2 separate regions of the Homo sapiens genome follow, and region 1 is linked to region 2. The links are chromatin loops, found by intact Hi-C in ENCODE. Cell type or tissue: mammary epithelial cell. All regions are shown on one strand. Each heading gives the region's core, and the rest is flanking DNA. Links, peaks and the distances in the headings are about the cores only. Region 1 overlaps ATE1 (arginyltransferase 1). Region 2 overlaps ATE1 (arginyltransferase 1).

Region 1 (2,932 bases), core at 151-2,650, 70 kb before region 2:
GAAAACTTCAATAGAAATGAGTCCTTTCAACCTTCATTCAGATTTTAATTGTGTGCCTAATGATACTCATCATATTAACCTTACTTTATTTCCCATAATTCCATCTTGGGAATTAGTGGAAACTATATTATTTAATAAATTATTATATAACTTAATATTTAAATTAAAGTGGAAGGTGGTTGGTGGAAATTATAATTTCTTTTAAAATTAATCCATTCTTAAAATTACTGTATTAATTTCACATCTCAAAATTTTATATATAGGCTTTTTTCCTTTTTTTCTTTACTTTGTCTCCTTTTTGGCGTATGCTTGAAAATAGCTATTCACTTTTTTTTTTTACTGTAAACATAGGGTTTCCCATGCTTTTCAAATATTTATTATTTGCATGCAAAGCTTAGTTCTCTCTTTTTAACCCCTTCTCATTTCAAAATGATTACATTTGAAAATGAAAATTAGAGTATATAGAAATGTTGTTAGGCATAATTAAATTTTTTCCCCCATATTATCTCTCAGAGTGCTGTGTAAGGCCATTCTATGATCTGAAGAAGGTATTTTGACTGAATTTTTTATACAGACATGTATGCTGTCCAAAGTAGACAAAGTGATTTCAGGCGGTCTGTTTGGTATCATGATGTGGCCAGACATCAGATCATTGAAACATCAGAAAGAGTTCTGAAATGTCAGAAAAGAAACAAAAGGCTAAATCCGTCTGTGATTAATTATGCTTATGTGAATGTCTCAGCTTGATTGTGAGAATTGGAATTCTGCAGGGCTTTGCCCAAAAGTAGGTGCTTGGCCTTACTATTATGATAGTAAGCACCTACAAAAAAATGGAATTAACAGAGCTGCGTCTGCAAAATCATGCACTACTGAAACCCCCAAGTTTCCAAGCTTTTCAAAGTTTCCTGACCAAACACGTTGGTAAATGTTATTTCACTATAGCCTTGCAGGCCGGGGTGATGCATGTGGACACACGTGGTAGGTGACTTTGCTACTACTGGACTGAAAGGAATACAAATGATCTCATCAGTTAACCCACAGCACAGGACAAAATACTGGATTCTTTTGATTCAGCATGTTTTCTTGATGTCAGATGTCCTGTGAATTAGACGTAGTCAGTGAGAAAAATTACCACAGGAGAATTTAGTAAGGGATTTTTGATGCCCCCTAGAGGTAGTGGGAGGTAAAAGAATTCTCATGGTCATCACAAATTCTTATTTAGAACACTGTCACATGTGGGGAATTTTGCCACACCAGAGTCAAAGCAGTTCTTTACTGTTCTAAGCTTCTCATTACAGATGAGAAAATTGAAGCTCAAGATGGTTAGCTTGCCCAGAGTTTGCCTTAACTCACATTTTAATTTTACCCACGAGAAGAGTTTGAACTTAAGAATTGAAATTCATGTAAATGGCATTGCTTATCAGATATATGATAAGGTGTATAAAACTTTCAATTTTGGAGTATCCTAAAGCACTTGCCATGTTAATTAAAGGTAAGTTTTAAGGGGAATTCAAGTACATTTAATCGTGTATATTTTTCTGATCCTTTGTCTAATCTCTCTCTTTACAATGAACTAGAAAGCTTGATGTAGTGCCTGATTCCCAACCTTGGAAAAGAATCAGTATCTGTGGAGCTTTCTAGAAAATGCTAATGTCTGAGCTCTACCCTGGCCTACTGAAGAAGGAAATGTGCTTCCTTCTCTTGCATAGCCCATGCTCTGGCTGCTGGGCACTATCTGTGTGCACGGAAACTTTTCTGCCTCCAAGCTCTGTGTGTTGTCTTGCACTGAGATGTTTTTCACTTGCCCCTGCGTGTAGAAGTACGAACTGCTTTTCCAGACCAAGTTCATGCACAGGTTTTCCCAGGAAGTCATTCTCTGTGTTTTCCCCACTTCACCTTCACCTTCTCTACTCCCTACATTCTAAAGCTGGAGGTAATCTCTTCACTTCCATGACCTCTTCTCATTATTTGTTTTGTTTTGTTTTGTTTTTGTTTTTTTTTGAGAGGAAGTCTTGTTCTGTCGCCCAGGCTGTAATGCAGTGGTGCGATCTCAGCTCACTGCAAGCTCTGCCTCCCGGGTTCATGTCATTCTCCTGCCTCAGCCTACTGAGTAGCTGGGACTAAAGGCGCCCGCCACCGTGCCTGGCTAATTTTTTGTATTTTTAGTAGAGATGGGGTTGCACTGTGTTAGCCAGGATGGTCTCGATCTCCTGACCTTGTGATCCACCCACCTTGGCCTCCCAAAGTGCTGGGATTACAAGCATGAGCCACCATGCCTGGCCGACCTCTTCTCATTTTTAAGTGCTTTATCTGTAGTTCTCCTTGGACTCTGGTTGTTTTTAGGTGTATATGATGAGTCAGTGTTTATGGAGGGCCTCTCCTATAAAACATCGTGAGAGATGCCCAGACAAAAGGAACATTAGACATGATCACTGCTTGTCCATTTGTGAGCAAACTGTGTCTTACCTGTCACTGTCACCAGTGCCCAGCAAATTAATTGGCAAATAAGGTACTCAGTGGAATTAAAAAAAATTTTTTTTGGGGAGCCTGCATTGCATGTGAAAGGTGACTCTGCATGGATAAAAATGAAAAAATGAAGGAAAGTTATGAGTACTGTGCACGGAAGATGTGGTACGAATCAAAACTGTGGAGTTAGGAAAAATTTTAGAAGTTCCCTTTCAGTAGTACAGCTTATGTTTTCTGTGAATTCGTGTCTCTTACCTACCTGTAGTTTCTTTTTAAGTAAACTTATTGAGGTGTGATATAAATACAGAAAACTGTGCCAATCTTACATATACAGCTTGATGAATTTTCACAAAGTGAGCACACCTGTGCAACCACCCAAAACAAGAAACAGAAGGTGCCCAGCACCCCACAAGCCCATCACTACCATCCTTGGTTATGGTCCCATCCCCCAAGGTAACCACTGTTC
Region 2 (2,932 bases), core at 204-2,703:
CTGTGAGCCCAATTAAGCCTCTTTCTTTTGTAAATTGCCCAGTCTTTGGTATGTCTTTATCAGCAGTGTAAAAACGGACTAATACACAACATTTTTTATTTTTAAATTTCAAATTTACAGGAAAATGACAAGAATAATACAAAGAACATATGCATACCCTTCACTCAGACTCCCCAGTTATTAACGTGTTACCACATTTGCCTTATCACTTTTTCTGTTTTACTCTGTATTTTTTTCTAAACCATTTGAGAATAAGTTTCTGATATATTGCACCACTGTCCTTCAGTATCCCAGTGTGTATTAGCTGAAAACAAGGACACTTTTTTTTACATTACTAGACATGGCCATCAAAACCAGGAAAGTAACATTGAGATGTTACCATCTAATCCACACACCCTGTACAAGTGTTACAGATTTTCCCTGTAATGTCCTTTATAGCACAAAAATGCATACACACATACACAAGCCTATGTTACTTTTCTCTCTGTTTTTTTAGACCTAAGGTTCAAGTGAGGATCCTGTGTTACATTTATTGTTGTGTCTTTTTAGGCCCCTTTTGTCTAGAACAATACCATAGTATATCCTTGTCTTTTGTTACCTCGATATTTTTGAAGAGTCCAGTCACTTTGTAGTTTTTCATTTGTGTTCATCAAGTATTTCTTTGTAATTAGATTCAGGTCACATAGCTTTGGCAAGAACACCCTAGAAGTGATGCTGGGTTTGTATTGCATCATATCAGGAGGTATACAGTGTTAATTCATCTCTGTACTGTGACTTGAATTTTTATCACTTGGGGAAGTGGAATGTACCAGGTTTCTCCACTGTAAAGTTGATAAGTATTTTGTACATGTTAATAAGTAATTGGTAAATATTTTGTAGAAAGCTGTCCTGAGATGGTGTAAATATCCTATTGTGTCAGACTTATATCTACTGGTTTTTACATCCATTGACGATTCTTGCCTCAATCACTTATTACTGAGATGGCTGCCAAATGATGATTTTCTAATTCTATCACTACTTCTACTTTTATTAGTTGGCATTCTACAATAAGGAAAAGCAGTCCTCTTTCCCTGTTTGTTGTTTATATTGACTCACGGAATCTCATTCTAATCAATGTGTTATAAAATTGTTACTTTCATTATTTATTTTGAATGCTCAAATTGTCTCAGATTTGGCCAGTAGGAGCCTTTTCAGGGTGACTCATGTTTTCTTTTGACAAGTCCCCATCATTTTTTGAGCACTTCCTTTCTGGCACAAAATATTTCAGACTCATCTTATACTTTCTCTGACTCAGTTCTATAATTAGTCACGTCTCCAAGGAGCCCTAGTTATTTTTTGTGAAGAGTAATATTCAGAATACAAGATGTGAGTAATAAGTATGCTCATTGCTACCGGGGTTTCATTGCTTCTAAGCCCTCTCAGCAGACAGATCTAGGCAATATATGTGAGTTTATACACATACGTTTATATCTACCTGTGTATCTGTATGTCTATATCAGGGTATAAAAGTCATGGGTTTTCACCAGTATCTGGAATTTTAATCCAGCACAACAGTTTGTTCTAGTCTTCTCCTTTTCCATACTTGTAGCTCCATTCTCTGACTGAGAAATCTGGCCTCCCCATTTTCTCAGTATATTTATTTATATGCTCAGTTCCCTTGTATGTAACTAATTTCTTGACCACATGGGGCAGAATTGGCCCAGTCCTGCCAGCCTGAACTCACAAATGTCTCTTTGGCCCAGCCCCAGCACATAAACCAACTTCCCTCTCATCTTTGAGAAATCCTGTAATAGCATGTTTTAATTTACGTTTCTTTCATTATATTCTATGAGTTTTTAAGCCTCGCCTTTATTAGGATAAAGATAAACGGTGAAATAGGAAGTGTCTAAGATGAGTATTTAGGGGTCAAAACATAGAATAGAAATTTGAGAGTCCTTATTCATCATCATAAGAGATTTTATTAGCATTTTACTTGGCCAGTATTTACAGATCCTACCAGCAGTATATGTGCTGAGGTGATAAAGTTGATGTGATTTTTTTGTATGCAATTGCCTGATTTTTGCATTCTTTCTGCTTTTCTCTGGTGACCTTTTACTGGACTTTGATACCAAATGACCATAATATCAAAATTAACCTGGAGTTCTTTCTGGCTAGAATCATCTTGATAAATTATATAATTTATATTTTGTTATGTGACTTTTGGGAGCCAATGTTGTTTTTAATCAACATATCATGAGTTTAACTAAATTGCATAGATTTTTTTCCTTTGAAATATTATATTTTAGCCATGCCAGTTCAGCAAGAAAATGAAATAAAAGGCATTCAGATTGGAAAGGAAGAAGAAACACTGTCTCTATTCTCAGATGACATGACCTTGTACATAGAAAATCCTAAAGAATGTAAAGAACTATCAAATAAAATGAGTTCAGCATACACAGAAATCAATTTTATCCTACACACTTAAACAGTGAGCAATTTAAAAATGAAATTATCAACAGTTGCGTTTACAACAGCATTAAAATAGAATTGTTAGGAATAAATTTAACAGAGCAATGCAAAAATTATATTCTGGAAAATACAAAACATTGTTCAAAGAAATTACAGAAGACCTAAATAAGTGAAGAAAACATCCCATGTCCATGGATCAGGAGACTTAATATTGTTAAGATGGTAGTACTCCTCAAATTCATTTACAGATTCAGAGCAGTGATCTATTAAAATCCCAGCTGGCTTCCCTGCAGAAACTGACAATCATAAAATTCACATGGAAATGAAAGGAACCCAGGATAGCCAAAACAATCTTTAAAAAGAATAATAAAGTTAACACTATGTGGTCCTGGCATGCAGGTAGACATACAGATCTGTGGACTAGAGTTGAGAGTCCAGAAATAAACCCTCATGTTTATGGTCAGTTAGTTTTCAAAAAGGATGC

What was found. Hi-C counts contacts between places; a loop is a spot of excess contacts. Peaks named below come from ENCODE experiments on the same cell type or tissue, not always from the same donor. Only the 100,000 strongest peaks of a DNase experiment are listed, where the experiment ranks them.
Region 1: it touches region 2 in a loop (4-fold over the local background); 3 of 110 quality-filtered maps call a loop at or near these places.

Annotation. Positions count from the first base shown.
Region 1 is chr10:121,822,359-121,825,290 of GRCh38, reverse strand. The region is part of intron 10 of ATE1 (arginyltransferase 1); the gene reads left to right. Among named protein-coding and RNA genes, the nearest start is that of ATE1, 100 kb to the left of the region's middle. In mammary epithelial cell, for the core only: a CTCF peak has its summit at 1,165 (motif pointing left); no DNase peak of the experiment used is centred there.
Region 2 is chr10:121,752,680-121,755,611 of GRCh38, reverse strand. The region is part of intron 11 of ATE1 (arginyltransferase 1); the gene reads left to right. Among named protein-coding and RNA genes, the nearest start is that of FGFR2, 160 kb to the right of the region's middle. RefSeq lists an enhancer at 1,302-1,361. In mammary epithelial cell, for the core only: a CTCF peak has its summit at 1,690; DNase peaks (open chromatin) are centred at 1,301 and 1,671; H3K27ac peaks cover 1,979 bases.